Linked DNA regions of Homo sapiens: region 2 is linked to region 1. The links are chromatin loops, found by intact Hi-C in ENCODE. Cell type or tissue: Caco-2. All regions are shown on one strand. Links, peaks and the distances in the headings refer to the core of each region. The heading gives the core; the rest is flanking DNA. Region 1 has its middle 49 kb from the start of LINC02487. Region 2 has its middle 11 kb from the start of AFDN-DT.

The links. Hi-C counts contacts between places; a loop is a spot of excess contacts. Peaks named below come from ENCODE experiments on the same cell type or tissue, not always from the same donor. Only the 100,000 strongest peaks of a DNase experiment are listed, where the experiment ranks them.
Region 2: it touches region 1 in a loop (3-fold over the local background); 4 of 110 quality-filtered maps call a loop at or near these places.

The regions. Positions count from the first base shown.
Region 1 is chr6:167,744,202-167,747,114 of GRCh38, reverse strand. No RefSeq gene overlaps it. Among named protein-coding and RNA genes, the nearest start is that of LINC02487, 49 kb to the right of the region's middle. In Caco-2, for the core only: no CTCF peak of the experiment used is centred there; a DNase peak (open chromatin) is centred at 1,634.
Region 2 is chr6:167,814,109-167,817,021 of GRCh38, reverse strand. No RefSeq gene overlaps it. Among named protein-coding and RNA genes, the nearest start is that of AFDN-DT, 11 kb to the left of the region's middle. RefSeq lists a silencer at 1,239-1,533. In Caco-2, for the core only: a CTCF peak has its summit at 1,368; DNase peaks (open chromatin) are centred at 1,191 and 1,531; H3K4me3 peaks cover 1,446 bases.

The sequences.
Region 1 (2,913 bases), core at 272-2,771:
AAGGGATTAAGATCCTTTGTGGATAAACATCTTGTCATGTGTTCTTGGAAGGACTCGAGGAGGAAGCACAGCAGCAGGATTAGGTTGTACAGGATGAGGCAGGAAAAGGAACGTACTTGGAGAGCTGACTCTTTTCTTTCCACCTATTATAGAAGTTTTCAAGGTTCATTTAAAAATTATTGTTCTTCACTAAAAAAGCCCCAGAGCACAAGTCTTATAAAATCCAATTATTAAAATAATCTAAACAACCTGGAGTCTCTTCGAGTCAGGTTAAAACGGCTCTGCCATCTTTCCAGCCTCCCCTGGCTTGTGCCAGTTTTGAGAAAGGAGGTGTGGCACGGCACACACATTGCCACTCTACAGTGGCAGGGTCCGTCTTCGTCTGAGACGCCCGCTCGGGGCGGGGGGAGGTGAGGCCAGGTAGAGACAGAAGCGCCGGGGTGGGACTTGTTCAGCAGAGGCTGCGGCTACGGGTCCCATTTTGAGATTCTTGCCTTTATCACCATCCCATGAGGAGACGCCATTGGTGTTTGGCTTCAGAAAAGCGTAGGGAAACGCAAAGCCATGAGGGATGGCTCTGGTTTGTGTCATTCAAGAGATGCCTGGCTCCATTTCCATGGTTTAGCGGCAGACTTTTAGTACATCCAGACATTTTTATGGTTGAATGTGGAAAAGACAGGGTACATATTTCCCCTGAAAGTAGAGTTGCTCTTTTTTGCTGGTCTGAGCAACTTTGCTTCCCCAAAGCCAAGGGAACATTTTCTTCAGCAGGGGTTGGACGCTGTGTGGGACCGACGCCAGTCTGTCGTGAAGCCCAGCTCTGGCCGGGAGGGCTGAGGATGTGTGGACGATAGTCTGATGGGTATGACCTGCCAGCACCCAGCAAGCATGAGTGTGGAGCCTGGGAGGGCTCTGGGGCTGGACTGCCCAGAGGGAGAGGCAGGAGGGAAGGGCCTGGGCTGCTGGAGCTGCTCCTGCTTCTTGTTTTAAAGCAGAAACCAGCAATTTGGATTTTTAAACGAAATTTCATAATTTAAAATATTGGCAATGCAGTCAACCAGTGGGATGGAATTCCTAGCTTGTGCTTGAGCCCAGTTCCACATCTGACAGACGTGTGTGGAACGGCTTGTCCAGGGTGCCGCAGGCATTTCATGGGGAAGCTGGGACATGAACTCTGAGTTCCAGGTGATCAGTCCCCAAGTCTTCCCACAGTGCCGTTTGACAACCGTCCTCAGAGACAGTTGTGTCCTGGTGGGGGCAGGGTTCTAACTTACACACTCAGTGGCGGAGTTGGGTTATTGTGCTCAATGAACTTGCCACCCCTTGGATTGGACGATGTCTCTTACAGCTGGCCGCCCCTGAAGAAAATGTGTATCCCAGAGGCTTTCGTCCCCACCATCTTCGGAGCGAGGCCAGCCACCAGATGCCCCGGGATTCTTTCAAGATGAAGGGAGGAGCCGATGGAAGACTTCCACCACTGATACTTCAAGCAGAGATAACTACCCCAGCCTCTGATCCAGGCAGTCCGAGGAGATCTTGAAAACATGCCTGGAATTCACTTCAGCATGTCCACGTCTAAGGAGAGAGTCAGCAAGTGCTTCCTCTCCTGAAGCCTGGAGCCAGCTTGGAGCTGCCCACATGGGGAGTGGTTGGCTGGGGAGAGCTCTGGATGGGGGGCTCTGGTCATAGCCTTATCTATGTCACACTGGGTGACGTCCTGTGTATGGGTGGTTTTGGGTCCTTAGCCTTCGGCATTTCTAAAATGAGAAGGCTGGATTGTTCTCGCCCAGATCCAAAGCCTATCATCTCTGGAATCTTGGAGCCCTGGTTTGAAGTCTCAGCTTGCATATTACCCGGGGCAGATTATTTATCCCCTCTGTCCTTCAATTTTCTTATCGGTGAAATAATCCTGTTAGGATTCGTTGAGATAATGTGAGCATTCCTAAGATAAGCTCCCCACCCTCCACAGTGTGTCATCACCTAACACAGCTCTTGCCCCAAAGAAAAACTGACGGCAGAATAATAGCCTGGGATCTAAGGTGGCAGTCAGATGCATAGGGTTTGAAAACTCACAACCACCAGGACATGCTAAGCCTGCCTGGAAACTTTAGTGTTGTACAGTGGAAACCACAGAAGAGTCTGAAGGGTTTGAAGTTTGTGGGTGGGGAATTGGGCAAATCATGTTCCCTCTAAGAATAAACAACAACAGTTCTTCACTTTTTTTTCCTGGGGCTTGGGCAACTTCACAGTTGCAACTGAGGATGTGACGAAAACTGTATAACCTGCCCCGGAAAGAGGCACATATGCTTACACACACTGAATTCTGTATTCAAACCTGCAAGTTTCACGGACTTTAGGACACCCATTCCTGAATACTTAATGGCTTTGGAAGTTTCTCTTCAAGCAAAAGGAGCCTCGGGAACGGGTGGCTACGCAGAGGCTTCCTGGGGAGCATGGTTGGGGCTCACTTGAAAGAGGTGCCACACAGCAGACTCTCCCGAAGATGCGGACTTAGCTGAGGGTGGTTTAGGGAGCCCAGGGAGGTTTTTCTGCCACCTTCCATGTCTCTTTAGAGAGTCACAGATCCTGGTCTTCAGAAGCCCCTGTCAACAGAACAAGTATGGATGGTATCCCTGGGGGATACCAATCACCCAATCACCAACGGCAGCCATCACCGACTGAATACTTCCTGCTGGAGACGGTGCTTCTGTCCAAGTTGAGCCCGGGTGCAGGTTCAAGACCGCCTGAGTCCAACGCTATTGACCACTGTGGCTTCAATAACAGGGATGTTTAAACATTGTTCCAAAATCGTTCTGCCATATGATGCAAAAACCTCCCCGTCCCTACTGCTTGGGGGTCCCCAGCTCTATTTCTCTGAAGTGAAATGGAGCTCAGTGTCCTTGCTTTTTTGGC
Region 2 (2,913 bases), core at 212-2,711, 70 kb before region 1:
ACTCAGTTTCCTCAAGTGAAAAATAAACATGATGGCTGGGCGCGGTGGCTCAAGCCTGTAATCCCAGCACTTTGAGAGGCCGAGGCAGGCACATCACGAGGTCAGGAGATCGAGACCATCCTGGCTAATATGGTGAAACCCTGTCTCTACTAAAAACACAAAAAAATTAGCCGGGCGTGGTGGTGGGTGCCTGTAGTCCCAGCTACTTGGGAGGCTGAGGCAGGAAAATGGCATGAACCCAGGAGGTGGAGCTTGCATGAGCCGAGATAGCGCCACTGCACTCCAGCCTGGGCAACAGAGCAAGACTCTGTCTCAAAAAAAAAAAAAAGAAAAAAGAAACATGATGATGGCAACAGACCTTCACTGCCCACCTTACAGAGCTGTTATAAGGATAAAATTAAAGTAAGGCATATGAATGTTCTCTCCAAGTATGCATTCACATAGAAATGTTTTCATTCTTCATTTGAATGTTGGCACTGCAGGGGTTAAAAATGTACATGAGAAAAAAGGAAGTCCAGAAAAGTTTTCTTTTTTTTTTTTAAGTAGTCCTGCATGTCGGAAACCATACAGAAGTATTCGCCCTTCTGGAAAAAAAGAAAAATCATTCAATTTTAACATTTTATGCATATTTTTAATTATTAAAGGGCGCTACATTAGAGCTTCCATTTGTTCAGAATATTGCAGTAAACTTCTAAAGTCTTTGGAGGCTTTCAAAGCCATACATATATGTAATACTACATAGCACCCCACCCCCCAGAAAAACCACAGCAATATAGTATTATAATTGTTTTCATTGCAATAAGTCATCTATGATGAATTTGGTAGATTATATGTTGTGAGTGTTTCAACTACATATTCTATAGGAAGGAGAAGACAAGTGCTCTGTGTCTGCCTCCCCATGACCTGCTTCCCAGTTGCTTTCCCTCTCTGAGTTCACCTGATCGCGCCTCTGGACGTCTTGGAAGCACGCCTCTGCTTCCCCGCCTCGCCTGCGGGGCTAGACTCTTCCCTCCACCCGGAGGACCCCTTCTCATAGCTGCGGGCTGAGGTCCTGACCATCTCTGCTGGACACCCGTTTGAATTGTCCTCTGCTAAGCACACGGAATTTCACCTTCCGCCCTGTGAAGGCGGGCGTGGCCACGTGACTAGTTCTGGTGAATGCAATGGCAGAGGAGCCGGCGTGTCACTTCCGTATGGAAGTGTGCAGGAGCCAGGAGCGACAGTCCAGCCCCGTCTTTCCTTGCCTCAGTGCCTGTGGAAACGCCAGTGTGGGTGTGGAGAAACTGGAAAGTCCAGCAGCCAGGTCTCAGCCGCCGCCTACCGGACAGCTGCCCTGGAGGGGCGCTGGGTCCCACAGAGGGGTTCGGGTTTTGCAGTTTACAAGAAAGAAGTTTTGGTGTTAAGACGCTGAAATTTCAGGGTTGCCTATTGCAGCAGGAAAACTTGGCCCATCTGCTCAAATATCATCGACTCAAGGCCCAGCTCAAACACCTCTCTACCACCTCCAGGAGGGCACCCTTCTGCTGAACCCTCTAGAGCCACGTGTCCGTTCCTCTGGTTCACAATCAGACCCCTGCGCGGTGAAACATCTGTTGGGTTAGAGCCACACAGACCTGAATTCGAATGTCAAACTGCCATCGGCCATGTAATAGCCAAGCATCTTTCTGAAACTCAATTTTTTAATCTAAATGATTGATGTGATGCCTCATAGAATTGTCAAAGAAAAATGAACACTGCAATAATACATCTGTAGTGCTGTTAAATCCTTTCATATTGATATATTTTTCTCGGTGGAGAAAACTTACAAAACTTAAAGCAATTTCAAAGAATAACATTTTCTTTTTATTTTTCTGCAATTACAGGACTGCACAAATTTCTCTGCCTAATATTTTTACCAAAGTATAATGTCTTTAAAGTAAGACACAGATGTATATTTATTTTTAAGATAATTAATGAGGCAAAACATAGCTATGTACATAGTTTGATTAAATTGTTACATAGTAACACTCTTGTCTTTTTAAAAATAAATTTTTTTCTTTTTCTTTTTTTTTTTTTTTGAGACGGAGTCTCGCTCTGTCACCCAGGCTGGAGTGCAATGGCGCGATCTCAGCTCACTGCAACCTCCACCTCCCAGATTCAAGCGATTCTCCTGCCTCAGCCTCCCGAGTAGTTGGGATTACAGGCACCCACCACCAAGCTCAGCTAATTTTTGTATTTTTAGTAGAGACAGGGTTTTGCCATGTTGGTCAGGCTGGTCTCGAACTCCTCACCTCAGGTGATCCGCCCACCTCGGCCTCCCAAAGTGCTGGGATTGCAGGCGTGAGCCACCATGCCTGCTAGCATAAGGAATTTGAAAGTTATTCAAATACATATCCAATAACGTTTGACCTGCATATCTAACTATTTTGAAGTAAATGACCATTTTTGGTTTCAAGGCTTTTTATGTGTATTGTTTAATAGAGATTTACTTCAGATCAAGAAATGAATAAATATACATTCATTATATATTAACTCACATTTTAGACTAGAAGAAACCAATTTATTGTTTAGCTATTAAATTCCTTCTTTCTTTCATTTATTTATTTATTTTGAGATGGAGTCTCCCTCTGTCGCCCAGGCTGGAGTGCAGTGGCTCTTTCTCAGCTAACTGAAACCTCTGCCTCCTGGGTTCAAGCAATTCTCCAGCCTCAGCCTCCCAAGTAGCTGGGATTACAGGTGCCTGCCACCATGCCCAGTTATTTTTTGTATTTTTTAGTAGAGATGGGGTTTCGCCACCTTGGCCAGGCTGGTCTCGAACTCCTGACCTTCAGTGATACACCCACCTCGGTCTTCCAGAGTTCTGGGATTACAGGGCTGGCCAGATACTAAATTATTTAAATAATTATATATCAATACATATTGGAATCATAGCTT